Linked DNA regions of Homo sapiens: region 2 is linked to region 1. A link is an interaction called in ENCODE POLR2A ChIA-PET data of the cell type or tissue named here. Cell type or tissue: GM12878. All regions are shown on one strand. Links, peaks and the distances in the headings refer to the core of each region. The heading gives the core; the rest is flanking DNA. Region 1 has its middle 160 kb from the start of BMP2. Region 2 has its middle 100 kb from the start of BMP2.

Region 1 (15,400 bases), core at 8,528-11,027:
AAACATGAACTCAGATAAAAAGTAATAGGGTCAAGATGCAAAGTAATGTAAAAATTTTAAAAAGATTCAAAGTGGTTAATATACAGCAATGTATATAACAATTACTGTATGTTTACTAATTTGTTTCACTTGAAATCAAGGATAAACTAAAAAACAAAAGCGTGAAAGATGGAAGTTACTTGATTAGCCATTTTTATAGTTCCTCATATTGATTTGCAGGAGGATTGAGATGTTGGTCAACACTAGATTTTGTCACATAAATAAACCATGTTTAAAATATAAAAGTAACCACAGCAAAATAAAAAAAACTGTATAGCATTCAAACTACAGGAAGAAACATGTAGAAAGTTCAGTTATCCTGATAGAATTTTTCTATAAAAATAAAAAAAGCACATTCAAATTAAAGAGAAAACCTAACATTCCTTGTTATAAATTCATTCAAATATCACATCAATAACTAAAAATAAAGCTGGATTATATCTCTGTTAAGTGGCATTTTTCAGAATATATTCTTACATATCTATGAATTTTTATAAGCGATATCCCATACGATGTTGATGGTTTTTCTTAACTTTATTGTTATTCTAGTCATTTACTTTTCAATCTAGCACATCCAATTAATTCTAGATACTTATTTCTTAGTGAAACACTAGAACTTGAATGAACTCAATAGGCAAGCATAGGTACCTTTCTAAAACCTATCAGAATGGCTAAAGTAAAAAAATGACCATACCAAATAGGGGGAATACATTCCCATGAGAATGTAAGATGGCACAGTTACTTTGAAAAATAGTTTGGCAGCTTCTAATGAAACTAAAAATTCTCTAAACATACAGTCTAGCAATTATACTCTTAGATATTTATTATAGAAAAATAAAGGAGTATGTTTATACAAAAGCTTATGCATGAATGTTGATAGCAACTTCGTTTGTAACTGCCAAAAATGGAAACAACGCAGAGATCTTTCAATGGGTGGATTGTTATACAAATGTGATGCATAGATACTATGAAATACTGCTCAGCAATTTAAAAAAATACATACTACTGATACAAGCAATGACTTAGATAGACCCCAGAAAATTATACTGAATAATGACAGCTAATCACCAAAAGGTTATATAGACTGTATGATTTCATTTATACATCACGTTTGAAATAAAATTATAGAAATGAACAAATTAGTGGTTGCCAGGTGTTTGGAATGAAGGGGAAAATGGCTATAAAGGGGTAGCTTCCGTATCTGGTGGTGGTTACACAAACCTACAAATTATGATAAAATTGCACAGGACACATTCATGCATACACACACCCACACACACAAACGGGTTCATGTATAACTGAAAAAATGTCTATTTTCTGGTTTTGATTATTGACTATAGTTATGCAAAATGTTAATATTGGAAAAAGAGTGCAGCAGACCCCTCTGTACATTTTCTTGCAACTCGTGGTGAATATATACTTATTTCAAAATGAAAATTGTATTTAAAAAAAGAAAGAGTTTTTTATTCTTCTTAAGACATGGTAAGGTTGCCTGTGACATTGGGCTAACTGCCATCAGATACTAATGACAGTCCTTGTCTCTCTCTTTTTTTTCTCTGTGTCCCTCTGATAACAGACCAATAGTGCTATTTACTGAGACCCTTTTCATTCAATTCCCTTTGAAGAGTTTTAAAATCCCATTTGTGTATTCTAAAGAGAAATTTACATAACATTGTCCTTGGACAAATGTTGAAAAAAAAAGTAAATTTCAATGAGTGTGGGTGTGAGGGGGAGGGAGAATGTCACAGGCCAAAGCACTTGAAAAAGTTTTAACGAGGAAAAAAATTTTTACTTTTTAGGAAAGATCTATTACAGAACTTTACCAAGAAGGTTCTCCATCTTTTATTTATCTGTGCTTTTCTCAAAACATGGTCCTTTATCTATCCTTTTCCTCAAATGTCTTTCAATTTTGTTATTTAATTCAAGTATTGATTAGATTCATGAGAATCCCCAAGGTTGCTACTAATTTTTTACTGATAGCTGATTTTTCAAAAGCTGTAATCTAGAGTCTCCAGTAATTCCTTCCCAATCATTTCCGAAACTCATTGAATTAGTAACTTTTGTTTAGCACTCAGTGTTGCTCCAGCTTCACCCTGGAGGACCAGTGGTTTGTCCCGTTCCACCCTAGCTTCTATCTCTATCTGCTTAATGTTCCTTCTCATTAGGCTGAGAATGTGAGTGTTTGTTTAAAAAACAAAACCAGTAAAACAGAACTCAGAATGCTGCACAATCCCACTCCATGTAGAAACTGAAAGGCAAGAAATGAAAAGATAGCCAGTATAGATTCCATGTGGCATGAGGATTTGTTTTGAGATGGGGTCTCACTCTGTTGCCCAGGCTAGAGTGCAGTGGTGTTATCACTGCTTACTACAGCCTCGACCTCCCAGGCTCAAGTGATCTTCCCACGTCAGTTCCCAGGTAGCTGGGACCATAGGTGCACCGGCACCACATCTGGCTAATTTTTAAACTTTTTGCAGAGATGGGATCTCACTATGTAGCCCAGACTGGTCTCAAACTTCTGGCCTCAAGTGATCCTCCTCACTCAGCCTCCCAAAGTGCTGGGATTACAGGCATGAGCCACTGAGCCTGGCAGGGATTTTTACTTGGCATCTTTAAGTCCACTTTTGACTTACGCTCGGAGAATATCAATAAGTGCTTCTTTTCCAAGCACTTTGAGGCTTCTTCTTCACCATAATATCACAGGTTAATAGACAAAACATGCTTTTTCTTCTCACAGCTTAATTTTCTCACCTCCTGTGCCAATTCTGTCAGGCCTTTGGTCCTCCCCTATTAAGCCATCTTCACTGGTGTTTTGTACTCTTCTGCCACCCAACCAATGGGCTGTATACTAGCAATTCCTTACAAATAGCTTTTTTTGACCCTCAAACTTCCAGCTTAGTTGATTTTTGACTTTTGTCTCAACCAGGGATATTTAGATAACAAGAAGCAGATACACTTCATACTGTCTCAAGAAGATTGACTTTTGTCTCAACCAGGGATATTTAGATAGCAAGAAGCAGATACACTTTACACTATCTCAAGAAGAAAACCTATTTGTAATCTCACGAAACACAAATGCTAGAAAGTTACCAGGCAGTATCTCTGGCCTACTGGTTGGCTCTCTCTTTTTATGGTATGGTCTCTCATCTCTACCCTCTACTCACCTCTCCATTATCTGTTATGTAAGCTAGTTCAAGGGTTTTTAACAAATTTTATTTCCCCTCACAACTTTAACTTGAACATATGACGCTTTGGGTTGCTATGACCCAACTGACCTTAAATCTACCTGACCTATTGTTTTGTCATAATTTTTGATTCCTTAAAAGTGGATTCTGAGACAGGAATCTGAGTACAAGCATTTTATTTGAGAGGTAATCCCAGGAAATACTGACCAGGATGTTGGGAAGTAAAACAGGAAAGAGAAGGCAATAAATACAATGTGTATGATCAAGCCAGTTACCTCTGTGGGCAAGTGGAACTTCATCTTGCCGAGAAACTCTGGAAATTGGTACAAAACACATGCCTCAGAGTTATCCCAGGCAAGAGGCAAAGAAACTGAGGTGTTTACATCCCAACTTCTGTAAGTCATTGCTGAAGAGCTCTTCCTAGGAATATCAATTTCTGGTACTTCTGACTTGCCATGGTCATGTGCAATGATGTCTTTGGTTACCAGAGAAAACACTCAGCTTTGGGAAATCCATCCATGGTGCTCCACAATGGTGAGGTCCCATGGAGCTGGATAGCACCTGACAGCATCTAACATTCACTGCCTTATTTTCTATGTATCTTAGTTCCAATTTAAAATGAGAATATGAGGGGCTCAGCTTGGATTATGGGCCCTTGCTCCAAATAACGTTAGTCATTGAAGCAAGGTCGTCATCTGGTCTGAACATATCTGCCTAGGCCTACCCCTTCAGTAGTGGCTTTGGGGCACCTCCAGAAAAGGTGACAGAGCCTGGGAAAATGTGTCTGAGAAGACAATGCCTTTGGCCACCATAACTACCGTGCACCCCTACTTTATCTCTTTGGTTGCCAGGTTACCTCAGTGAACATCCATTCCTGCTTTCACAAACAAGGCAATATTCTCATGAAATAATCTGCCTACACTCTGCACAGCCTGTATAATTACCCACATATACGGGTAGATACTCCCTTGTGAAGTACTTATAGTCTAACTTCCCTTGGGCAGGATTTCTCCTCTCTATCATGTGCTGCAAAGATCATCTTAAAGGAAAACAGCACCATCACATAAAGAATCCTACTTTACAAAAGAATAGTAGTAGTTTGACCTCTGGCTTTGAGTTCAACACGAAATCCACTTCTGTCCAACGTGTCCATGTACCTTCCCTATGCTGTTGGATATCTCATGGTGCCTGAGGATAATTTCATCCATTCAACAGTGTTTTAAGCTTCTGATGGAAAGAAAGATTGGAATTCCCACTAGTGTAGAAATCAGATACGTCAAGTAGAGATAGTTCCCATAGTTTATTGCCGTTGTGTGGATGCAAACACAACCAGTGCTGAATGCTCACCACAGAGGACTGAAAATATGCCATGTTGTACATCTCCTTGTGGCATCTGAGATGAGGACATGAAGGAAAGACATGCCAAAGATGTCCAAAGTTTGTATTGGAACAAAGGAATTCACTTAGCAATGCTTGCAATTATGAAAAGTGAAGTAACTTCCTGCTTGATCCTAGGTTTTGTGCTAAAATTTCCTGTTAAGAGAATCATGTTGATAATATTGAGCATTTCCTGGGCAATAATGCAAATGATTTAATTGTATTGATTCTATAAGGTTTTAATCATGTCAACTTTTTTTTTAAGAGACAGGGTCTTGCTCTGCTGCCCAGGCTGGAGTGCAGTGGTGCAATCCTAGCTCACTGCTGCCTTGAACTCCTGGGTTCAAGTGATCCTCCCACCTCAGCCTCCTGAGTAGCCGGGACCACAGACATGCACTACCATGTCTGGCTAATTTTTAAAAATTTTTGTAGAGATGGAGTCTTGCTGTGTTGCCCAGGCAGGTCTCAAACTCCTGGCCTCAAGCAATCCTCCTATGAAAGTGTGGGAATTACAGGCATGAGCCACTGCCCCCAGCCTCAAAATTTCCTTATATAGGTGGAAGGAGGTAGTACCTTAGGATGTAAGCACCCAAATGCAAGACAATTATCTAAATCTAAAAAGAGCTCAGCTTGTAAAGTTAGATAAGTTCAAAGTTAACAACTCCAGCACAGCTTCCTAAGAGGGAAATGTCATCTTTAAGATCTTCAATCAAAACTTACTGTTGAGAAATAAACTAAAGCTTATTTATTGGAAACCATTTGTATTGCATCAAAAGTACTAAAGATGTTAACAGATTCTATAGGCTTCAAAGGGCCATTGTAGTTTTAGAAAAATGAGCAATTCAATAACATTTGAACAAATTATTTCAACACAATTTCCATTTCTTTGTCATATAGACAATTTAACACTTCTTAAAATTTCTCCTATGTTTAGAGTTTGTCCAGTTATTTTTTGAAATTATTTATAATCAATAATTTTCCCAATTGAACTTCTCAACTTTTCCACTTTTGTGTTTTTATTGTTCTTATATGCAATACATTTTTTAAGAAATGTATTGGTAATAAAAGATATCATTTTGATTCTCAGATCTTAAAGGAAAACCATGTAAGACCCTGTCACCATCATAGTCTCTCTGCCACACTACATAGAGTAGTAACCTTTAATAAAGCTCACTTTTTAAACAAACGACAAGAAAACACTGATATTCACTATAATATTGGAAATGTGCATTGTAAACTCAGCAAAAAATTTGTATCTAACTTTGTTACCAATAAATACTCAATAATATTTTAGGATAAACCCCATATTCTTTCATATTGTTAGATTTTAGAGTCTAAGACTTAAAAAATTGAGATTGAGAAATATTACATAAATAACTTATGTTCCTTATACATGTTTTCCTAATTTGGGGGGCCCATTGATGGGAGCATTCTAATGCTTGCCTTTCTAAATATGTTTTCTTTCTCCAAAGGTTAGACACCGGGTCCCATGTGGCACAGATACACTTTGTGTTCTGCATTGGTGCACAACATGCCTACTTTGTGCCAGACACACGACAAATATGGAACAAGACATGTAAGATACCTGCTTTCGTGATGTTTATATTTTCATGGGGGAAGACAGATCACAAATAAACATTCGAACAGCATAATTTCACGGAAGTGCAATGTAAAAAATAAATATAATTTGTAGCAAAGCAGGAGTAAAGCAGGATGTCTACTTTAAGACTGGGAGTTCAAAAGAATATTTATCAGTCAGACTAGGTTAGGTTATAGTGTAATAACAAACAAACCCTAAAACTTCAATGGCTAAGGTCAATGAACATTCCTTTCGCATTTAGGCAAAGACGTCTGTGAATCCAGGAGGCTCCGCAGTGGCTTAACCACTGCGTGATGGCTCAGCATTGTTCTTCCATGTTAGCACAGACTTCTAGAGTCTCCATATCAGAAGAAGGAAACTTCATAGACCCTCCCACTGGAAAGGAAATGCTTCTGCCAGGAAGTTGCACATGTAACTTTCACTGATATTTCATTGGCCAAAGCAACCCACCTGATTAGTCTTCCCTAACATCAAAAGGCAGGCAAGGGCCTGCGTGGTGGCTCACGCCTGTAATCCCAGCACTTTGGGAGGCCGAGGTGGGCAGATCGTGAGGTCAGGAGATGGAGACCATCCTGGCTAACATGGTGAAACCCCGTCTCTACTAAAAATACAAAAAATTAGCCTGGCGTGGTGGCGGGCGCCTGTAGTACCAGCTACTCGGGAGGTTGAGGCAGGAGAATGGCGTGAACCCGGGAGGCGGAGCTTGCAGTGAGCCGAGATTGAGCCACTGCACTTCAGCCTGGGTGACAGAGCGAGACTCTGTCTCAAAAAAAAAAAAAAAAAAAAAAAAAAAAAAAAAAAAAACGGCAGGCAAGTTCTGATCCCTCGCTTGTATCCAGAAGAAGGAAAACTGGAAATATTGAAGTGGCTACTGCATTTATTCTGACTCCAGAGTGATTAGGAAGACACATCACTGAAGACTGGGGGGAAAGCATTTCAGCCAAAGGGAATGGCAAAAATAAAAGCCACAAGCTGAACATGAGAATAGATTGTTGAGGGATGAAGAGGAGAGGATAATGAGAATGGAAGAGCCAAAAAGGATGAAGCAGATGTCTGAGAAAGGCAGCAGGCCACATCATATCCACCTTCTAACGACACGAGGACTTGGATTTCATTCTGTATCCAATGGGAAAGCCCTTGGAGTATTTCAAGCAGAGGACTCACACGATCTGAATTATATTTTAAAATCATACATCCGCTTTTTTTTTTTTTTTTTTTTTTTTTGAGACGGAGTCTCGCTCTGTCGCCCAGGCTGGAGTGCAGTGGCACCATCTCGGCTCACTGCAAGCTCCGCCTCCCGGGTTCACGCCATTCTCCCGCCTCAGCCTCCCGAGTAGCTGGGACTACAGACGCCCACCACCACGACCGGCTAATTTTTTGTATTTTTAGTAGAGACGGGGTTTCACTGTGTTAGCCAGGATGGTCTCGATCTCCTGACCTCGTGATCCGCCCGCCTTGGCCTCCCAAAGTCCTGGGATTAAAGGCGTGAGCCACCGCGCCCGGCCATACATCCTCTCTTAAACTGTCAAAGCCCTCCTTCTCTTTGAAGCTTCATCTCACTCTCTCAGCTGGACTAAGCAATCCACCCTCTACATTCCCTGTCTCCTTGACATTGGCCTCCCTTTAATCAATCACATTGTTGCAGTATAATGATAGGTTTGCCTGTATTTTCCTCATTCAACCATAAAAGCCTTGAGGGCAGGGATCATCTTTTGTTCTTTATATTCCTAAGGCCTAAGGTGATACTTATAATGCTGAATTGTGTTTCTTCTGAGAATGACTAAACTCTGAACCTGGTTCTGGTGCTCAGGATCACCCAGGATGGTGGAATTAGAGAGGAGCAAGCTTTAAGGTCAAGTACGCTGACTAGTAAAAAAGATAAGTACAGAAGTTGTCGTTCAGAGTCGTACACCCAAACCTAAACTTAGGAAAATATTCTTTTTGTTTAAACTTTAAGTTCCAGGATACAAGTGCAGAATGTGTAGGTTACATAGGTACACATGTGCCACGGTAGTTTGCTGCACTTATCAACCCATCGTCTAGGTTTTAAGTCCTGTATGCAGTGAATTGGAAGGGGAGAGAACAGAGTTCTTCCTCCTTGCCCTACTTGTCTGCCAAACCGGTGATGGACTTTAGTGGTTGTTGAGATCATCTGAGGTTTCTAAGGACTACAAGAGCTCCAAGGCTTACAATTTTAAAACCACTGATTCAACTCATCACCTTTATTTCCTCAAATTAAAAAAAAAAATTAAAGAAGAGGGCAATGAGTTGCAAGAGTCACAAAAATAACAACTTGGCTGGGTCATGCCACTCTGACTATGAAACTCAAAATAGTTCTTCTGACCCACGTTACTCTGAGCAGATCTCTCAGGAGTAAAACAGTGTTCTTTTTCTGGGTTCTTAGACTGAAACCTTCAGAAGTGGGAGGCATAATATTATCTGGGCAAGGCCATAACTTCGAAATTCCTCTCATTTCATGTTCTGACAGATCACTTGCTTGCTACCACTCAGGGCACCCATCTATTCACTCAGAATTTTGCCAGAGGCAGGTACCTGACTCAGTTTTCTGGGCTTTTGATTATTCCCAGCATTGTGTGTTTGCACAGAACCTTCCCTAGCAATGAAGCTACCCTCCCATCCTAAGAGTAGAAGAGGAGGAGGAGATTCACAAAAATATATCAAGTTTTCTTTCCCCTTCACAACCCAGGAAAAGTGGGCACTTTTCCTGGTTGCTTTAAATCTAATTGTCTCCAGGCTGAAATTAGAATTAAGAATCGTGCCTCCACGTGTCTGGAGTCAGCCCTCCCATACAATTACTTTCAAGTTGTGCTTACCTTGTTTGAAAAGTGCCTTATAAACAGAATCATATTCTTATATTAACTGTGTTAAAGATATTATCACAGCCATCATCCACATTATCACTTGTAAACTGTTAGATAGTCAAACAGAGACATAACAAAACCTAAGAAGACATTTTTCACTGGTTTCATTTTCTTGAGAGGGGGTGGACTACGTTACTGCCTCCAGCTACTTTACGCTCAACCCTCAATGTGATGTTACCTTGATTCAAAGGAAAGATTTAAAAAAATTGTGTTTTCCATCCAAATATTTTAACTATAAAACCTTACCTCCAGATACATTAATTCAAGTGGAATTTGAAACTTAATGTTTCTGCTTTCTCAGGAATTTTTACTGCCCAGCTGTGATCATTTAGGCAGCCTAGTACTCACTGTTGGAACTCAAACAAAACCGGGGACAGTATGACCCTTTAAAAGATATTTTCTTCAAGTGGATAGAAAAGTCCCCAAATCAAAACAACCCGAGAAGTGAAGGGTCACAAGTGATTTCAAGAGATTACCAAATTCAGCCTCTGTTTTAGACAGGTTGGTAATAGAATCACCAGGACAGAGAGCTAGTCTGGTTTTTGTTTTTGAATTGAACTTTATAACAACTGTGCTCCCTCAGCCACATGCTATATGAAAAATCTTTTCATGCATGTTACATTAACTCCTCATAATGAATTGTCAGGACAATTGTTTTACCCATAGTGCAAGACAGAAAACTCCCAGGGGAGCCTCACAAGGTCCTGTACTTTGCATCATTGTACCAGCTGATTCCTTAGTTGTATTCTTTAACCAGTCTCTCTTCACCTAGTTCAACCTCCTGCTTTAAAGCAAGACTGGAACATGGTTTTCTTTATCAATGCAGCATTTTCTAGAATTGAGAAGACATACCTGCCATTAGTAAGCTGTCAACTCATCCTTATTGTCTAACTTAAACTTCCTACAACGTAGTGAAGCCAGAGCCCAAGCTTTGACACAAGACATCCTCAGGTAGATGTCCTTTCTCTGGCTTTTACCAGAATGTGGGAATTTGACCACATTATTTAATATCACTGAGGTTCGTTAGCACAGTACCTGAAACATAGGAGGCACCCAAAAGAATGACAGGCATTATCATTATGCCTTCAGATATTCTCTTTTATTTTATTTTATTTTGTTTTATTTTTGAGACAGAGTCTTGCTCTGTCGCCCAGGCTGGAGTGCAGTGGCGCAATCTCGGCTCACCGCAAGCTCCGCCTCCCGGGTTCACGCCATTCTCTTGCCTCAGCCTCCCGAGTGGCTGGGACTACAGGCACCCACCACCGTGCCCAGCTAATTTTTTGTATTTTTAATAGAGATGGGGTTTCACAGTGTTAGCCAGAATGGTCTCGATCTCTTGACCTTGTGATCCACCCGCCTCAGCCTCCCAAAGTGCTGGGATTACAGGCCTGAGCCACCGTGCCCGGCCTCTCCTTTATATTTTTTAAGAGACAGTCTTTCTCTGTCATCCAGGCTGGAGTGCAGTGGTGTGGTCACAGCTCATTGCAGCCTTGAACTGCTATGCTCAAGCGATCCTCTCCCCTCAGCCTCCTAAGTAGCTGGAAATACAGGTGCATGCTACCACGGCCAGCTATGTTTTCTAATTTTATTTTTGTAGAGATGGGGTCTCACTATGTTGCCCAGGCTGGTCTCAAATGCCTGGGCTCATGTGATCCTCTTGCCTCCGTCTCCTGAGTAGCTGGAATTACTGGCACAAGCCACCACACTCAGCTATTCTCCTTTAATCTTACACTCCCTGTATAGTTCATGATATTTGTACAATGTTTGATATAAGATATAAGATTTTGAATTTCAAAATCAACTTACACAAATTGCTATTGAATGTCTATATCAGTTGATAACTATATCACTGAAGTAATCCCTTAGCCAGAAGGAGGCAGCCATAAAATATTCTACTTATTTCAAAACTAATTTCAAGGCTGGGCGCTGTGGCTCATGCCTGTCATCCCAGCAATTTGGGAGGCTGAGGTGGGCGGATCACGAGGTCAGGAGATTGAGACCATCCTGGCTAACACGGTGAAATCCCGTCTCTACTAAAAATACAAAAAATTAGCCGGGCGGGCGTGGTGGCGGGTGCCTGTAATCGCAGCTACGTGGGAAGCTGAGGCTGGAGAATGGCGTGAACCCAGGAGGCACAGCTTGCAGTGAGCCAAGATCGCGCCACTGCACTCCAGCCTGGGCGACAGAGCGAGACTCTGTCTCAAAACAAACAAACAAACAAACAAACAAATTTCAACATCATTAATATTTGAAACAGAACTTGAATCTTTCAGGAATACACATATCTCAGTTCTTAAAAAATAGCCTTTTGTTACATTAACGTATTTAAAATATTTCATACTGTTTGTTACTATATTTATAGCAGATTTAGAATTCCATGATTCTATAATGCCTAGTCCTTATTTCCTTTGGTTAAGTTTAGGATGTGGTAGATTATTGTTCATCAAATATTCACTCCCTTTCCCCCATATTCGTGGAAAGAGTGCCATTCTCCACTCCCTTGATGCTGAACTTAACCAAGTTACTTGCTTTGTCCAATGGGATGTTAGTGAACACGACAGAGGAAGAGGCTTGAGCTGTGCTTGTATAATTGGGATTGCTGTCTGGCATTGCTTTCAGTCACCATGAAAATTATAACATGCCCCAAATAACCACTTGTTCAAAAGGGATAAGAGACACACGGAGTACACTTGAACAACGTGAAGCTAGGAACCTACTCTAGCTAAACCCAACATGGACAAACCCAATCTCAACTACCTCATGAATACACTAAAAAGAAAGACTTTACCCATGTAACAAACCTGCATGTGTACCCCTTGAACCTAAAATAAAAATTGGAAAGAAAATAAATAAATAAGAAAGAAAGAAATGACTATTGTTGGATGTCCCTGAGGTTGTTTTTTTTTAAGTATTTTGTTATGCAGCATTATCATGGCAGTAGATGACTGACACATAGGCTTTATAAAAGACCACATATTATTCAAAGCACTCTTCATTGCAAGCAACAGAAACATAACCCAAACTAATCTATGCAAAGAGAAAAATCAGTTAACTGGATCTGAGGGTTTAGGCAAAGCTGAACTTAGATCCCCTTTTAATATAACTCAATTGGTGTTATCAGGAGTATACCCCTCACCATCTCTCAATTCTATTTTCCTCTGGATTGTTGTCGTTCTCAGAGGAGATCCCTTTATGTGGTGACAAAGATGGTCTCCAGGAATGTTAGGTTTACATACTGCTGGTACATCTAATCTAGAAAGAACAGAGCACCTCTTCCCTAAAATCTCTAGCAGAAGCCCTGGGAATGAGGCTCTCTGATTGTATGGTACACCAGGAGCATACTCCAAACTAATCATTCTGGCTGGGGATACAGTGTTCTGATTGGTCAAGTATGGGCCATGTGACTATCACTGGTGGTGGTGGAAGCAAAGAGAGGCTGTAAGTCCCATCCAAACTTCAGGATCTGAAAATAGGAAAGAAATGGGTCCCCAGGGAAAAATGAAGAAACTGTTACCAAAATGGTACACAGAGGAAAAAATAGCAGAAGAGCATGACAGACACAGCTGTATAGTATTTGACATTTTTTCTGCCTTAATGTAAACAGCCACTACTTTACAGCTTCAAAAAGAAGTGCCATCAGCCCTCTTAAGAAATCTCTCGGGCATGCCCTAGCATTGGTTTTAAGCTCTGTGCCTCAGCTTGGCTGCCCTAAAGGACACTCCTCATTTCACTTGTCCTGGTATTTTCCTAGTCTCTTGGCCTATTTGGGTTGTGGTTGTTTGTTCAGAACAGAAGGCTTTAGTTCTCTCCACACTAACCAGAGGGAAATGATCAAACCTAGAAACTAAAAAAAGCTAGAAACCAACCTCTGCCAGTTTTGCATAAACTATCCTAAATGTATAGCCAAATCTTGGATTTAAAAGCTGTACATTATAATTCAGTGTTTCTGTGCTTTTCTGGTCAAGCACAAGAAACAAGTCTCCCTCAAAGCACAGTTTTCAAACCAAGCCTGGATATCAGCCACTAATTTGGTAAAGAGCTATCTCTTTGTGATTTCCCAAGGGTGACTACGCCAATAAGCTATCAAGCTGACCTATTTTGAAAGCAGGCGCGACATCACTTTGAATTAGGAGTGTCAATGCAAACTAGCTTATTATTGTGAATAATAGCCATTGTTAAACTAGCCCTGGGCGAATCATTCTGCACACGTGGATACATACTTACTGCTTCCGTGTTGGACGCCAGTGCAGATATGAGGCAAATGAAAATCACGTATTTAGCAACCAGTTGGTTTCTTTTTGCTGTTTGGCAAACGGACAGTCTTTTAGAGAATGATTGATCATTTTACTCCTAAAGGCAGAACTATATCTTACCCCCTCTGTTGTCTTCATAGTGTCTAGACCAGTCAGTTGTGTACACAATAAATGTAAGACAAATTGAAACTGTCTATAAGGTTTCTGTCTCCACATTCAAAGCAGATGAATGCCCCAGTCCATGAGGAGATGAGCTATGCTTTTTGTTGTTATCAAACTTTTTTCTAAACAAATAAGCAGCTAAATCTAAGCTGTAAAATAATAACTTGTATAAAATACATTTATTAGTTGCAATAAACACACAGGTAATTAGAAGCAAGGCAGGCATCATTTTTAAGTTAGTCCAGGTCCAAACGGCAGGAGGCTAGAGACCATTATGAGGGTTTTTAACCACTCACTGAACTTTTTTAAAAAGGTCCTTACTAAGAACTAAATCGATTTAAAAATAGTGTTATTTTATGAATGAGATTTATATTACCAACTATGGGAAGAAGCAGGAAATATGTAGAGGACCATCCCAAAATTTCACCTACCATACTTTTCATCAAGCACTTTTTAGCATCATTCTCCGAGAATGATTCTCAAGAAGGCTGAAACATAGGCCAAGCCTACAGTATTTTTATTCTACAGAAGAGGAAGATAAGATTATAAATGGAGCAGTAACTTCCCTGGTTATTTAGTGATCAACCAGGTCTAAAGCTTAGGGTTCTCCTAGCCCCTTTTACTCCCCAGGGACTTGACTTCTTCCTTGATAGCTGGTAATTTTCCAGCTGTTACATGATTTTTATTTCGGGCACAACTTTAATAAGTATGAAGTTTGGCTTTTACTAATGCTTAGCTGTTTACAAAGACTTTCACATGAATTATCTTATTTATCAGTCAAACAATTATCCCATTTAAAACATTAACTACATATGAACAAAAGCTCAAGTACAGATATGAATCTGTATATATACACTTACCTCAGTGCTCACACCCTCATTACGGGAGTAGCAGAGTCACTATCTCGACTTTAAGAAATTTGTGACTTCACAAGCACGCTGATTAATCCAGCATGTGAGGCAGGTAAATGCTAACTATTATTAAGACCCTGATTTTTCAGTTAGCAAAACTGACACAGTCAGTTACTTAATTCAAAAAAAAAAAAAAACCAAGATTATTAAGAGTAAAGGAAGGAGGACAGGCTGTTGGCAGACCAATGCCAAGAACACCCCTCCCCAGTGGGACAGGATTGCTGGTTGATCACAGAGACAAACATAGCAGACGTGTCAAAACAGCAGCTGCTCGTAGTCTTGTCACTTCTGACAGCTCAGCTGACATACTCATCTGGTCACAGCAGCAGCCTTCCAGAAGCTGCCCTCTATTAAGTTCCTATTACATGGTACCATGCACTGTGACAAATGTCTTAATGCATTATATGCCATCAAATTCTGTCTTTTTTTTTTTTTTTTTTTGAGATGAGTCTCACTCTGTCGCCCAGGCTGGAGTGCAGTGGCACAATCTCAGCTCACTGCAACCTCTGCCTCTCAGATTCAAGTGATTTCTCCTGCCTCAACCTCCCGAGTAGCTGGGATTACAGGTGTGAGCCACCATGCTCAGCTAATTTTTGTATTTTGTATTTATTTATTTATTTATTTTAGTAGAGATGGGGTTTCACCAGGTTGGCCAGGCAGGTTTCGAATTCCTGACCTCAAGTGATCTGCCCACTTTGGCCTCCCAAAGTGCTGGGATTACAGGTGTGAGCCACCATGCTTAGCTTATCAAATTCTTATGATAACTCTTTAAGTGGATACCACTATTATGTTCATTTTACAAATGAAGAACTGGTAGTTCAGAGAAGTTAAGCTACATGCCAAAGATCACACAGGAAAGTTGCAGAGCTGAGATTTAAATCTAGCTATCTTTGACTAAAGTCTGTGTCTGTCCCCCAGGCCCCGTAAAGTTCACTGCCCACATTTTCTTCCCACTTTCCTCCTTGCTTTCTCCTTTCCACCACCTTGCAGA
Region 2 (15,400 bases), core at 8,060-10,559, 54 kb after region 1:
GTCTCGCTCTGTCGCCCAGGCCGGACTGCAGACTGCAGTGGCGCAATCTCGGCTCACTGCAAGCTCCGCTTCCCGGGTTCACGCCATTCTCCTGCCTCAGCCTCCCGAGTAGCTGGGACTACAGGTGCCCGCCACCGCGCCCAGCTAATTTTTTGTATTTTTAGTAGAGACGGGGTTTCACCTTGTTAGCCAGGATGGTCTCGATCTCCTGACCTCATGATCCACCCGCCTCGGCCTCCCAAAGTGCTGGGATTACAGGCGTGAGCCACCACGCCCGGCCTCTCAATGGAATTTTTATAGAATTTAGTTGATTGTGAAATTTTATTTATTTTTATTTATTTTTTTTTGAGATGGAGTCTCGCTCTGTTGACCAGGCTGGAGTGCAGTGGCGAGATCTTGGCTCACTGCAAGCTCTGCCTCCCAGGTTCACACCATTCTCTTGCCTCTGCCTCCCAAGTAACTGGGACTACAGGCGCCCGCCACCATGCCCGGCTAATTTTTTTTTGTATTTTTAGTAGAGACGGGGTTTCACCGTGTTAGCCAGGATGGTTTTGATCCCCTGACCCCGTGATCCGCCCGCCTCAGCCTCCCAAAGTGCTGGTATTACAGGTGTAAGCCACTGCGCCCAGCCGATTGTGAAAATTATATTGATAGAAACTACAGTAAAAAATGCATCACTGATAATATTCCACTTAAAATTCAGAGGTAGTAGCAGAGTTGAGAATTATCTAGATTCTGTTTCCTCTGGTTTGGATTACCATGTTAAAAATTGTGAGTACTTCAGATTTTAAGAGAATTCAACACTTTTAAATTCAGAATGCTAACATCTCTTTTGAACTGCTTAAAGCAGGCCGGGTGCAGTGGCTCACACCTGTAATCCCAGCACTTTGGGAGGCCGAGGTGGGCGGATCACGAGGTCAGGTGATCGAGACCATCCTAGCTAACACAGTGAAGCCTCATCTCTACTAAAAATACAAAAAATTAGCTGGGCGCGGTGGCGGGCGCCTGTAGTCCCAGCTACTCAGGAGGCTGAGACAGGAGAATGGCATGAATCCGGGAGGTGGAGCTTGCAGTGAGCTGAGATTGTGCCACTGCACTCCAGCCTGGGCGACAGAGCCAGACTCTGTCAAAAAAAAAAAAAAAAAAACAACAACAACAGAAAAGAAATGCTTAAAGCATTGGAGCTTCTCACCTATCTCAGTGTTCTGACAAATACAAGAAGTTTTTACTTCGTTCTAGTTAAGTTCCTTTATGTGTTTTAATTCCATTTTGTTTTCACTGCATTTTGCCTTTAGGGGAAATGGAAGAAGAGACAGGCAACACACTTTATATGATAGCCAATCTTTCTAAAATCCACTCAGAGTAATTTAGGAGAGGTCTGCTGGGCAAGGGGAGAAAAGTGATGACTAGTGCAACTCAACAGTCTTGTTGCTATGGGAGTAAAAATGAGAAAGATTAAATCAATCTCAAAAAATGCTATTTATTATTCTGAAGTATTTAAAAACTTTAATAAAAACACATAAATCTTTCCAATTTGAAATGGAAGATTCTCAAGAATGAGGTTTAAAAGTCAGCTAACTTTTTCTAAGCATAAAAAAATTCATCTCTGAATATAATTTTTGTTTTTGTCCAGTGATAGTATACGTGTGTACATATATCAGATATTTAAAAGAGGAAGAATTTGTTTATGCTTTCAAACTATTGAGGTACATTTTCATTATCCTATGTTAGCACCCTCTGTATTTCTGTTCTTTTACACGAGGTTTGCGTTAATGCAGGGGGTTTTTTGAGGGTGCATTCCTTTATATTATGTACTTCCACTTTATGTGACTTTGTTCAGAGTCACACTATATAATCACACCATATACATAAAAAATAACCATATAATCACAAACCAATTCTTATGAACCAAATTGGGCTTAATATTATGCTAGGTACATTGTAACTCAAAGGAGAGACCTTGGCACAGCCCTCTAGGAACTTATAGCAGGAAAACACTCAATGCATTAGATTTTCAAACAGGAGAGAAACTTAAAACCAGTTCAGCAAAGGTCAGTGAGTCATTCCCATCATTTACAGGTCAAGAGGGGGTATAATTAGCGGGAAGAGATAAGGCTGAGCATATAATTTGGATGGAGATGAGACAGTAGATCTCAAAGTCCTATCTAGGTAGTGATTGTTTTAGAGCAAATTTTTCTATTCCAGTGAAATATTTTATTTCTTTGATTTAATGAATTTAATTTAGCATATGCTATAGGCATAACACAGGAGGTGCCTGGAATGAGGGCAAGTATCTATCAGACTAACTTTCAATGTGCTATGGACTTCAATAGAAAACATAAGGATAACTCACACACAAAATAGTCATGTAAAGCTTTAGAGCTGAAAACATTGCGAGAGATCATGTCTTGTTGATCTAATAACATTACAAAGAATGATATAGTAAAGATCCTAAATGTAAAAGTAAGGAATACTGAAAATGAGGGCAATATATGTTTTATTTCATTATATGATTTGATGAAATCAGGAAAGGTCCCATGAAGAGATGAGACTTCCCAAAGAAGGAACTGAATGGCCAAAATCAAAGATGAGGAGTTTTCCAGGACAAATAATGATATATTCTCACCCCAGCAACATTTTAATAAAAGTTTTCAAGTGCAAACCACCTGCTGGATATTTGTTTCAGAAAGAGGGAGCATGGTCTTGTCCATTGTGTGTTTCTGACTTGAGAGAATGTGGATATTTCTATAACTACGAATGTGGTACTTGTCTTCCTGGTGATGGTTCCCTTCCCCCTGCCTGGCGTAGACAGTAGCCAGAAGTTTGGGAAGCGCTGCTACAGTTACAGTCTCGGGGTCTGTAATATTTTTTAAGGATTTGACAGAACAACCTATGCTTTCTTCATGGCTTAATGTTCAGAGTTTAATATGCAAATCTGTCACTATTAGGGAAATAAGCCTGAAAACAAGGTATGAACACAGGTGAGGGAAAAATCAAGAGAACCACGAAGAAAGGAAGCCACAATTAAAACTCACGTGTCACTTCAAGTGTCTGCCCTCATGGAGCTCACACTCTGGAATACAATGGAGGGTGAGGAATGTTATCATAAGAGTAAGGCCACAAGGCTGCGTGGGATGACAGGAGGGAGGCTCAACCTGTACACATTGAGAAGTATCAGTGAAGGATTCAAGTGCAAATAGTTTATTTGGAAAATGATACCAGGAAACACTAACATGAAAATGGGGGAGTGAGACAAACAGATGAAAGCCAAATAAAAGATCACTACAGAGTGAGTTATCACTGTGAGCAAGTAGAGCTTTATCTCCTAAAAATACCAGGAGTTGGTGAATACACCTCAGAGCTTTCTCACTTGTGGGAAGGGAAAGGGGAGCTGGAATTATGCATCATTATGGTTAGGAATTTTTTTTTTTTTTGAGATGGAATCTCACTCTGTCACCCAGGCTGGAGTGCAGTGGCACCATCTCGGCTCACTGAAACCTCTGCCTCCCGGGTTCAAGCAATTCTTCTGCCTCAGCCTCCTGAGTAGCTGGGACTACAGGAATGCACCACCACACCCGGCTAATTTTGTATTTTTAGTAGAGATGGGGTTTCACCATCTTGGCCAGGCTGGTCTTGAACTCTTGACCACATGATCCACCCGCCTCTGTCTCCCAAACTGCTGGGATTACAGGCATGAGCCACCGACCCTGGCCAGTTAGGAATTTTTTTAGGGCAACTTCCAGGGCCAGGTGGGGAAAAGGTTAATTTCTGTTCCACTTGTGAGCTGAAAAGCCCTCAGGCAAACAGTTGCAGGTGTTTGTAGTTGGAAGCTTTTGAGTTGGTCATGCATGAAAATGGTGAGTGCCAGGTATAGGGGGCATCGGCAACATCTGCTACAACGTCTAACAATTGAAGACCTGCACTACTGGTATGACCGTGATATGGTGCAACTGGTTTGGAAAACAGTTGAGCATTATCAAGGAAAGTTGAAGATGTGCATACACATGACCTCGTAATTCCACTTTTTAAAATATAACCAAGACAAGCTAGCTTATATGAACCAGAATAAATGTTAAAAAAAAAAAAAATAGCCATCCCAGCATTACTGTAGTAGTCCCAAACTGGAAAAAAATCTTAAAAGTTCACCAAGAGTAGAATGGAGAAGTAAATTGTTATATATTCATAGAACAAACTAAGCAAATCAGACTTACAAGAAAAGGATCTACCTGAGAAAGTAGAAGAGTTATCACTTCATAAAACATAGTGCAAGAAAGGGAGAAAATCTCAAACACCTTGAATCTGTAATCTAATTGTATCTCTAAGAATAATGCATCCATAAAACAAGAATTAGTGGTCATTAAAATGTATCATTTTGAAGATAACAGGGAGTTCTTAAAGATGAAAAATCAAAGTGTCTATTCAAAAGTCACTGGAAACAGTGAAGAGCAATCTGGGGATTGCAGAAACCAACTTTCTGAACTCAAAAACCCTGAAATAGTCCTGGTGCTGTGGCTCATGCCTATAATCCCAGCTACTTAGGAGGCTGAGGTGGGAGGATCGCTTGAGTCTGGGAGGTCAAGGCTGCAGTGAGCCATGATCTCGCCACTGCACTCCAGCCTGGGTGACATAGTGAGACCCTGTCTCTCTAAAAAATAAAAAATAAATAAACAACTCTGAAATAGAAGAGAACATAAAGAGAAGAAATACACTAAACACAGTTGACTTTTATGAACCTTTTCAAAGGCAGACTATATTGCTGAAAGACCTGCTTTTAAAAGATCAGGTCTCAGAGACAGCCCAACTTGAGTTTCTAATTTGTTCAGAGCAATAGGACTGACAGCAACATCTCTCGTATTTCATGTTTTATATTTTGAGGTATTTTGAGATACAGTGACATTTTATTGATTCTCATAACAACCATGCATAGTAAATAAGATGGTAATTATTAACCCTCATTTTAATATGAGAAAGCAGAGAACCAAACAGGATAAAGTAACTTGCTAAAGGTCATACATTAGCCTGGGTTTCTTTCTGGGGATTGCCCTTGGCTGAGGAAAGGCTCCAGCCCAAAACATCAACCCCTCCCCAGAGCAGCCTGCATCTAACTACTGGCCTATGCAAGGGGTGCCAAAGCCCAGCTTTATTTCCTTAAAATACTTTATCATGAGTGAAATTAGCAGGTAAAAGTATAAAAGCTCTTTTAAACTATTCCATGTATAACTAGGAAGGTATGTGTGTGTGTGTGTGTGTGTGTGTGTGTGTATATATATATATGTGTGTGTATATATATATATATATATATTTTTTTTTTTCCTCCATTTGGAGAAATTGCCATAACAATAGTCCTGAGCTTTAACTTTCTTACTTGCTGGAATTCGCTATCATCTTTATGATGTAGTAAAAGTAAAATAAGAGCAGGTAATGTAAATTAGCTATGAGTATTTTTAAATTGGCAGATTTCTGCAAGCCTAAATGGTCATATGTACAGGATTCTCCTCATCTCATGAGTAAGATTTGCTGGACTTTTTTTTTTAGACGGAGTCTCGCTGTGTCGCCCAGGCTCCACCTCCTGGGTTCACGTCATTCTGCTGCCTCAGCCTCCAGAGTAGCTGGGACTACAGGCGCCCGCCACCACACCCGGCTAATTTTTTTTTGTATTTTTAGTAGAGACATGGTTTCACCATGTTAGCCAGGATGGTCTCGATCTCCTGACCTTGTGATCCGCCTGCCTGGCCCTCCCAAAGTGTTGGGATTACAGGCATGAGCCACCGTGCCCGGCCGAGATTTGCTGGGTTTTTAAACATTATTTTTTTTATTCAATCATTTATTTGCATATTCCCTCAATCATTTATTTATTCATTTTTGGTTAGTTCCTTTGATAATTTCTAATTTCTGTAAATTAGAAATTTACAGAATTTCTAGTTCAATGCTAATTCAATTCAAGCATTCTAATTCAATGCTTTCCCCAACATATAATACATTGTATCCTTGAGCAAATGACTGTACTTCCTAGAGCCTTGGTTTTCTAATCCATAAAATGGGAATGACACCCATTTAATACAGGTATTATAATGAGTTAATAGATACAAAGCACACAGCACAGTTTCTAAATATAATAGTAAAAAGAAACTCCTACTTTGATTTCTTCATTTCTTTTTAAAACTCAATCACTGAATAAGTTTTTATTTATTGCCCAGTTATTCCTTAATAATTCATCCCAATTAGTGTAGGATCATTCCAGTTTCTGCTATTCTAGATAATTATTAGTGGCTTTTCCTCTCACTCTCAAAAATGCCCTGGTTTCAATGCTAGAGTCACACCATCAATGACCCACTCAGTGATGAGGAATAAGCCAGAGGACGTTCTATAAACGTCTTCCACACTTAGATTATTTTGACTCATAGATGGGGCAGCTTGCAGGAAATTAAGATTCAAGCAGTGAAAATGCATGTTATACGATAACCTTCCATTCCTAAAGATAACACATCAGCAGCCACTGGGAATTTCTCTCTGGCTTCTGAGAAAGGAGGACCCACAAAACAGAGGCAGATGGGAAAGGTTAAGACATTTTAGAAAGGACATTTGTTGGAGGGGAGACATTATGAACCCTTTTAAAGTACTTTCTTTTTACACTCTATTTTTATCTTTCCTTATGCATGTAAGTGGTCTTTTCCTGAGCCATCATTAGTAATAACTGGCTCTCCCACACCTACTGATGGTTTGGTACCTTCCGGATGAGAAGTTGCTAGCTCATGCTGTAGAAGGGAATGCAAACAAGGATTAATCTGCTCTTATTTTGAATTCCTTTGGCATATACTGCAATTATTCTTGGAGTTACCATCTGATAAATTGATGAGATTACCAAAGGTTATTGAAATAAGGACAGAGACAATTATATTTGGGTTTACAGAGGAGAAACTCCAAAATGGAGGCAACAATGTAGCCATGATCCCTACAAGAAGAAAAACATGTTTTGGTCAAAATCTAAAAGTTAATACAGCAAAAAGGGGCTAGGAGATCATCTATCCTCCTTGTATTATGGGAAAGAATAAAAGTCACATGACATGGAAATGCGGGAATTTATCCAGTCTATTGCCTAACAGAGAGGTGACTTCATCAGAGTTTACCTGTCTTAGGGAAAGACTGGAGAATAGAGCCTAGATAGATAGATGGGTTTCCTTAAAATCTTAAGGCTTAGTTTTCCTTTCACTTCCCCTTCTCCTTCCCTTTCATTTAAGGTTCAAATTAAAGAATGGTGCAGTCCCCCTCAGGATCATAAAGAGAACCAGGGAATGCAGCACACTTACTGATTTATAGCTTAATTTGAAACAAATCCCTGAACCAGGAAAGCCTTATCACCCTGTGTACAATTAACTTTCAAGTGGATCTTTTAAAGCTTTTCCCAATGAGAATGACCCTAGAAAAATAACATTTTACTATTTTAAGAGGTGTGTGAAAGATGAACAGATGCCAGAGACAAGAGTCAGCTCAAACCAGGTGATGTCCGTTCATTTCCTAACTAAACCATTCCATCAGGTTAGCCAGCCTTCGTTCTCCTTTGCGATGATAAGAAGAATAAATGTTGATACAAACCAGAACAAAAGCAAAAGCAAACACACACACAAAAACTATCTTTAAAATCTCTAAATTGGTATACAGGGGCTTCGTGGCATATGCTTTACAAGCAGAAGCGCTCTTAACTACAAGGAAAATACCCTTGATTTCAAGGGGACGGCGGCACGTGGATACCAAACAAGTTCCACTTGGAGCACGTTAATTAGGTATATCTTGCATTAACGAAAAATTATCTACTGCATGAACAACCATTTGGATTCACAAATATGTGATTACTAAGACATTTAGGGTATTAAGGGAGAAACACGTGCATGTTGCTTATGTAAGTGTAATATCACCCTGGCACTATTTCAAGAACTTTGTGTAGATTGATTCGTTTCATCCACATCCCTTGAGATGGGTGGAATTGTTACCCCACTTTATAGATGAGCCAACTGGGGCTCAAACAGTTTAAATGACTTGCCTGAGGTCATACAGCTAATAAGTGGGAGAGTAGAAATTTGAGCTCAGGCTGTCCAGTTTCAAAGTATATACACCTTTCACCACAACATTATATACTGTCTATACATCTGCTCCACATAAAATCAATTGCAGACCATTTGTTGTTATGTGATTTGAGGGCTAGTTGAGGAAGCGATGACTTTCTTCTCTTGATTGTATACAGTAGATTCTGAAAGGCTGACACTTTCAAGTGTAAGGACAAGGATGCATGGTGGGTAGACAAATGAAGTGTATCTGTGTGTGTGAAGTGATAAGGACAATAGAATACAAAATTTTTTAAATCTGTTTTTTCTATTTTGCATTTTTAGTAGAAATGGGGTTTCACCATGTTGCCCAGGTTGATCTCGAACTCCTCTCCTCAAGTGATCCACCCACCTTGGCCTCCCAAAGTGCTGGGATTACAGGCGTGAGCCACAGCACCTAGCTGAACACAAAATTTTAAATAACATTTTAAACTAGATTTAATTTTGCTTCCAATGGGAAATCATAGAGTGCTCACCATATATACACACATATATTTGTGTACGTGTGTGTGCGTGTGCGTGTTTGTGTGTGTATGTGTGAGTGTGTGTATATACACGGGAGATATTAGATTAAATAAAGTTTTTTGAGTACAGACAATTCCCATGTTAAGACAACTTGATATAGACAGTCAGTATCTTATGGAATTAAAAAAATCATTTAGTTATATTTTGAACATACTGGTAGAGAGAATTGAAAAGATGATGTTCCGTTTGGGCATTTAATTTTGCTGCATCAGAATAAATGTCTCTAGTGTGTGTATCTGTTTTATTGACGGCTTAACTATGACTATTTAATTTGTTTTCCAACTTTTTATTCGAGTTTTGATCCAAATCTCAGGATGAAACAGATGTTTAATTAGCTTAGAAGTAAAATTCTCCGAAGATGGAGACTTTCAAAACATCGGTTTTTCATGGTTTCTATCCACAACATAACACAATTAGTGCACTTGAAAAGACTCACACTCTCAAGTTTTAATCAGCTTGGGCTGAGTTTCAAGGTCTTGGTGAAGCCTGAAGCCAAGCTCCTCCTGCCCAGTTTCAGGTCAGGTTACAAAAGTTTCACAATGTTCTGGTTTCTAGGCCCCTTCTCACCCCGATGCTAATAACTGGAGAAAAGCCTCAGCTTCTAAGAGGTGAAACTGGCATTCCCTCCTAGATGGAGAATGAGCTTCTCGGAGCTATCCTTGATTTACACGGGTAACAGGGGAGGAATTGGGTGACAAGGGTGGATTTATGCAGCCCACTTCTGATCATCATATCAACTGTATCCGTGTGATCAGATAAGGAATGCAGCCAGCTCCTCCAGTCCACAACTTACAACTAAATCAAATCTTCATTTTATGAAGACAAAAGCAAATTCAATTAGAAACTCTAAGAGCTCTGATGGATCAATCAGGTCATATACAATTAGCTCTAATGGTACCTCTCCAGAGGTACATTCCTCACCTGCAGTCAAGGGCTACTCAGAGAGGTGTAAAATTCTTTCTTGACTTTGAAAACATCAAAGCAATTTCTTCTAATCTGAGCTTTATAGCTAGCACTGAGCTAGTGGCTAAGGCTCCAACACCAATAAAGAACTGAGGATGTGAAATGAAGAAATTCCATCTAAATTTTCTAAAAGAGCAGATGGTGATGTTGAATTTCATACACATTTAACTTGTAGAGTGTAATTCCCAACTGCTAATTGTCCCAAGAAATACCAAACTTGCATCCCAGGTTGCAAAGATGATTCTGTAGGCATTTCAAGAAAGAGACATAGGGAATAGCCAAATACGGCATTTCAATTGTCTATTAGGGAATTAACTTGTAAAGATAATTAAATACAAGCTAGTTGATGGTAACAGTTTGTCCCTTGCATCTGGAATGAAAATGTGGCTTCATAGTCCTTTTAGATAATCAGGCCCATAATTAAGACTCTTTAAGAAATAATAGGAGAGGGAGAGATAATTTTTTAAAGATACTGTACATAATCAAGAAAGAGCAAAGAAAAATTGAAGTCCTTTCAGGGGCAGAATGTCCAGTGAAGCAGTTGGCATATAACCTGGGAATGAGATTTAGTGTTTAGCCTCAAGTAAGTGTCTGGACAGAAACTGAACAATCATTAATTACTCCCAGACTGGATGTTTGCATCTGTAAATGAAGAATTTGGATTAGAGAGATCTCCAATAGCCCCTCCAGTTCAGAGACATTGATGTTAGGGTATTAGAAAGCACTGCAGGAAGCTTGCACATGGCCATATTTTCTACAGTACCTCTTCCTTGCAAAGCCAGAAACAAAATATGAAAGTGAACGTTTCTATTTTTATGCTAAAATGGAAACAGAGGTGGGAAGGATAAAAGGAATCCATCATGCAATAGAAACAGTTTTTGTTTTCAATTTCAAACCCAATAGAAATTCTAGCCCTCCAAGGATATCAGGAGGCTGTAACCTTAGCCCTCTACTTACCTGACCTTTAGCAGCAGGGAATAGGCAGCAGCAATAGGGCTTGGAAGTCTACTTCCTAAATCAGTCTTATTCCCTCCAACTTCTGCCCTTTCGGTGAATTATTACACCACCTGGCACCAGGAATATTATTGACTCTGGAGCAGGGAGCTTAATTTTGCAATAAATTTTACAGATTGCTAACTGAAAAACAAGAACAAAAATGAACTACTAGGTAGCTGAAACCGCTGACTCTCACTGCTCCTTCCTGCCCCTGGGTAATTTATGGCAGCAGAGCTGGGCTCCCACACTGCGGCTGCCACTCTGGCTTGGCTGCTCTGCTCACCGCGCGTAGGGCAGTGGGCCAAGGAAGGAAGCCATCGCCCCTTGTCTGTGGATTTCAAACCACACTGCGCATGCTGGATTTCCCACAACCACCCCTGCAGTCTTAGCTCCTAAAATCTCAGAGGTAAAAGTTAGTGGGAACCTTGGGGTATAGCCATAATGTTTAGTAGAAAGAGAGGAAAGAAAAATGCTTTGCAATAGATTGGAACTTTCATTCTATCTCTTCTAGGCTTTTCAGTTCAACATATATTGATGGAACACCCAGTGGATGTTAAGTACTGGGTTAATGTGCTAGAAATTAAAAAGATGTATAAGGCGTGATTCCTAATTGTATCATTATTGCTGTGTAGAAAACCACTCCAAAACGTAATGCTCATGAATTCAGCTTTTGTGTCAGCTAGGGGCTGGCTAGTCTAGAATAGCTTTGGTGAGGATGACTTGGTTCTGCTTGAAGTAATCTCTCTTCCACCATCAGGTTAGCCCAGACATATCTGCCTGTGGTAGCAGGAGTCTAAGAAACTCAAAATGCACAAACACTTTCAAGCCTCTGCTGAAATCAACTTTGTATCATTCCATTGGCCAAAAGAAGACACATAGTCAAGTCCAAGTGTGGAAGGGACACTACTAAAGGAGTGAATACAGGGACACATGAAATGTGTAATCCCTAGTGCAAATCAGTCCCCCACAATAACCCTGAAAAGCTTGCAGTACAGAGAGGGAGGCTGGCATGTAGGTACTATCCCTGCAATAACATAGGATGGCACTGGAGAAATAGGGTCAAATGGAAAAACAACTCATGTAGCTTGGCTGGGTGAGACACTGAGGCAGGAAAGCTTGCCTGCAGGGGAGAATGCCTCTATGTTGAGTTTTGAAGGATGTGTGGGAGAATATGCAGGAATATAGCACAGAGAGGAGCAAATGAGTAAGAGAAGTGATCCATAGAAGGCAGGTATTTGTCACATATAACACAATGTCTACAGGATAGTTTCAGTCCCCACTATATAGTGTATGTTTACCTCAGTGACCTTCCAGAAACTACTTCATTTCTTGATTATTTACTTCTATTTGTTTTCCTTCTTCTCCTCCCATTTCTTCTCTGTTTCCTTAAAGAGCTCCTTTTTCTTTGGCTTATTTTACAAGTTGATGATTCTAGCTCATCACTGCCCATATACAGTGACTTGCCAGAATGAAGATTATTCTTAAATTTCTCTTTCTGCCTAGATAGCTCCTCTAATCCCAACTTAAACATCTCAATGTCTTCTGGATAGTTTCCCAAGGATATATTCCAAGGGTTCATTAAGCTCATTATCTTTCTCTCAGTTTTGTTTATTCCCCAACAACAGTTCCAGTTGTAATTGTTGACAGCAATATCTGCCCAGTCCCAAGTGAGAACACTGAATTCTATTTTTTATCTTCTGCTTTACTCGCATTGTACCTCACATCCAGTCAATTTCCAAGTCCTGCTGAAGTTACCCTGAAGGATATCCCTTTCACAAGTTCATTACCATCAAGCTTTGAGTATGATTTATCTGAAATGCAAATCAGACTTGCAAACCCTCTGCCTAAATCTTTCCATGATTCCCCGAATTAGCTATAGTAGCTTAGCAAGGCCCAAGACACCTGCCTGAAATGACCCCTATAAATTTTGATGTTCTGTTCCTTGAGTGCAGTAACACTCCATATTCTGCAAATAAAACCAGTACCCAGAAAGTCAAACTATTTATTTCATGTACCCTTGCTCACACATACTTGATATCTCTTAAACTCTATGCCTTGGTGTCATTTTTTATATTATGATCCTTTTAAAAAACATTTCACCTTGGTGACTGCTAGTCTACATGTTTTAAAACCCCTCATTTGGAAACAGACAACCTACAGAATGGAAAAAAATTGCAATTATGCATCCAACAAAGGCTAATATCCAGAATCTACAAAGAACTTTAAGTCAACAAGAAAAAAACAAATAACCCCATTAAAAACTAGGAAAAATGACATGAACAGATGTTTTCCAAAAGAAGACATACAAGTGGCCAAGAAATATATGAAAATTGTTCAACATCGCTAGTCAGAGGAATGTAAATCAAAACCACAATGAGATACCATCTCACACCAGTCAGAATGGCTATTAAAAAGCCTAAAAACAACAGATGTTGGCAAGGAGTCAGAGAAAAGGGAACATTTACACCGTTGGTAGGAATGTAAGTTAGTACAACCTTTATAGAAAATAACGTGGAGATTTCTGAAAGAACTAAAAATAGAACTACCATTCAATCCAGCAATCCCACTACTGGATATAGACCCAGACAGAAGTAAATCATTATATAAAAAGGATACCTGCTCTCCTATGTTTTTCACAGCACTATCCACAAAAGTAAACATATGAAAGCAACCTAAATGTCTATCAATGGAGGACTAGATAAAGAAAATGTAGCATATACATATATACACACCATGGAATACTATTCAGCAATAAAAAAGAAGGAAATCACAACTTTTGCAGCAACATGGAACTGAAGGCCATTGTCCTCAATGAAATAACTCACACAGAAAGTCAAATATCACATGTTCTTATGTATAAATGAGAACCAAACAGTGGATATACATGCTCATACAGAGTGGAATAATAGACACTGGAGACTATGGAGCCTGGGAGGGTGAAGGTGGGTGAGGTTTGAAAAACTACCTATTGGGTACAATGCACTATTCGGGTAATGGGTACACAAAAAGCCTAGACTTCACCATTATGCAATATATGCATGTGAGAAACCTGTACTTTTACCCCCCTAAATACATAAAAATAAATAAATCAATAGACAAATACAATAAAAATCACTCATTTGGGAATAGAAAGCTTTCTTTGGGTGATATACTGTTTGGAACGATAGCAATCATCTTGGATCACACAGAAGCCAAACCTTTGCTCTCCTCAGATCTGCGAAGCAAAGCCAACTGCAGCATGTATTTATGATAGTAATTTCATGCCTTCTTCCCTACCTCTTAATGATTTAAAAGAAGATGAATGCAAAGCATGAAAACATAGAAAAAAAAAATATCTCCACTGAAAATCTTGTCACATAGGATTTTGAAGGAGATAGTTTAGGACAAAGATAAGAGGCCTCCAAATTAACCCTGAACCTGACAGATGAACATTAATGTATTTGAGAAGAAGAAAATCTTAAAGATCCAAGTGATAGATTTATTTATCAAATCATGCATTTTTGTTTAAACATTTTAGAAAGTGGTATCAGAGCTTCTTTTTTGTTTGTTTTTGATAAAATCAATGATTTTCCCTGGAGCCATTAGAGTTGAAACTATGATCCTATGAAATCTTGCCTAAGCTGAATTCAGGAAAATCTAAACATCTGTTCAATTTTATTTTACCTGTGCTGTTATTTAGGAAGGGCTCGTTAGTGGTGTTTTTCTCAAGCCAATCCTCACTGAGAAAATTAAGCTCTAATCAAGGGCTGCACTGTCCGATACAGCAGCCATTAGTCATATGCATCAGTTTAAATTAAATAAAATTTAAAATGCAGTTCTTTCCTCACGCTAGCCACATTTCAAGCACTCAAATAGCCACATGTTGCCAGTGGCTACCATATTAGCCAAATTTAGATCATTTCCATCACCGAAGAAAGTTCTGTTGCACAGCTCTGCCCTAGGATATGTTTATAAATACGAAGGAGAAAATAAAGGAAATGGATTATATTTTTTATTTTTACACCAAGTATACAAGTGCATGACCTTCATATACCCCTTACTAAGTAAGATTCTGGGCAGCAAAGGTTATATATCTTTTTGGAGCCACGGAGGTGTGGGAGAAGATAGCCTGTTAGCAAGAGGTTTTGACCCTATTACAGGAAATGGGAGTCGCTGCCTGCCACATCCTGAAAACAGATTGGTCTTTGGTACATCATTTTGATTCAAGTAGAAAGCCCTTTCGTTGCTCTGCTTTTTGTAAATATTATGGAAATGATGTCTAAGACATATCACCACCGTCCTCTATGATTTTCTCCATCTGTAGTTACTATTATCAGTACCACTAAATATTCTGGCACAACCTACTGCACCCTGAATACTTGCAAAGTAAGCAAACAGATTTCACAAATAAAATATTTACGTCTCCACAGTGACCAACAGAACCTGCACATAAGTTATCCTTGGATTTTCAAGACTTAAAAATGTTAAGAATTTCATTGAATCATAACATCGATTCGTTTTCTAAGTGTCCAATTTTTTCACACTGCTTGGTAATAAATCTCTGATCACAGTTTGGCATAAAAGAGATTGTGTTTGGTCAAAGTCAGAAATAAAGCACTGAACTGCCACCATTGTTTCACCTGATTGCAGGCAATAAAAACAAAAGAGAAAACATACACAAATAAAAATAATGTGCACTTACAGTGCTTGGACTACGTCCCTTGTAAAATTTGTACATAAGAACTGAGAACTCTGACCATAGGTTTTACTCTCCAAAGGAGTCATTTTAGATCAAATAATCTCCCTAAACTTTCCAGTTATTTTTTCAACTGGGTATC

What was found. Peaks named below come from ENCODE experiments on the same cell type or tissue, not always from the same donor. Only the 100,000 strongest peaks of a DNase experiment are listed, where the experiment ranks them.
Region 2: POLR2A ChIA-PET joins it to region 1 with 7 read pairs; 2 of 35 experiments call an interaction of 5 or more read pairs at or near these places.

What each region holds. Positions count from the first base shown.
Region 1 is chr20:6,919,267-6,934,666 of GRCh38, reverse strand. No RefSeq gene overlaps it. Among named protein-coding and RNA genes, the nearest start is that of BMP2, 160 kb to the right of the region's middle. In GM12878, for the core only: no CTCF peak of the experiment used is centred there; no DNase peak of the experiment used is centred there.
Region 2 is chr20:6,864,512-6,879,911 of GRCh38, reverse strand. No RefSeq gene overlaps it. Among named protein-coding and RNA genes, the nearest start is that of BMP2, 100 kb to the right of the region's middle. RefSeq lists an enhancer at 10,322-10,822. In GM12878, for the core only: no CTCF peak of the experiment used is centred there; a DNase peak (open chromatin) is centred at 9,113.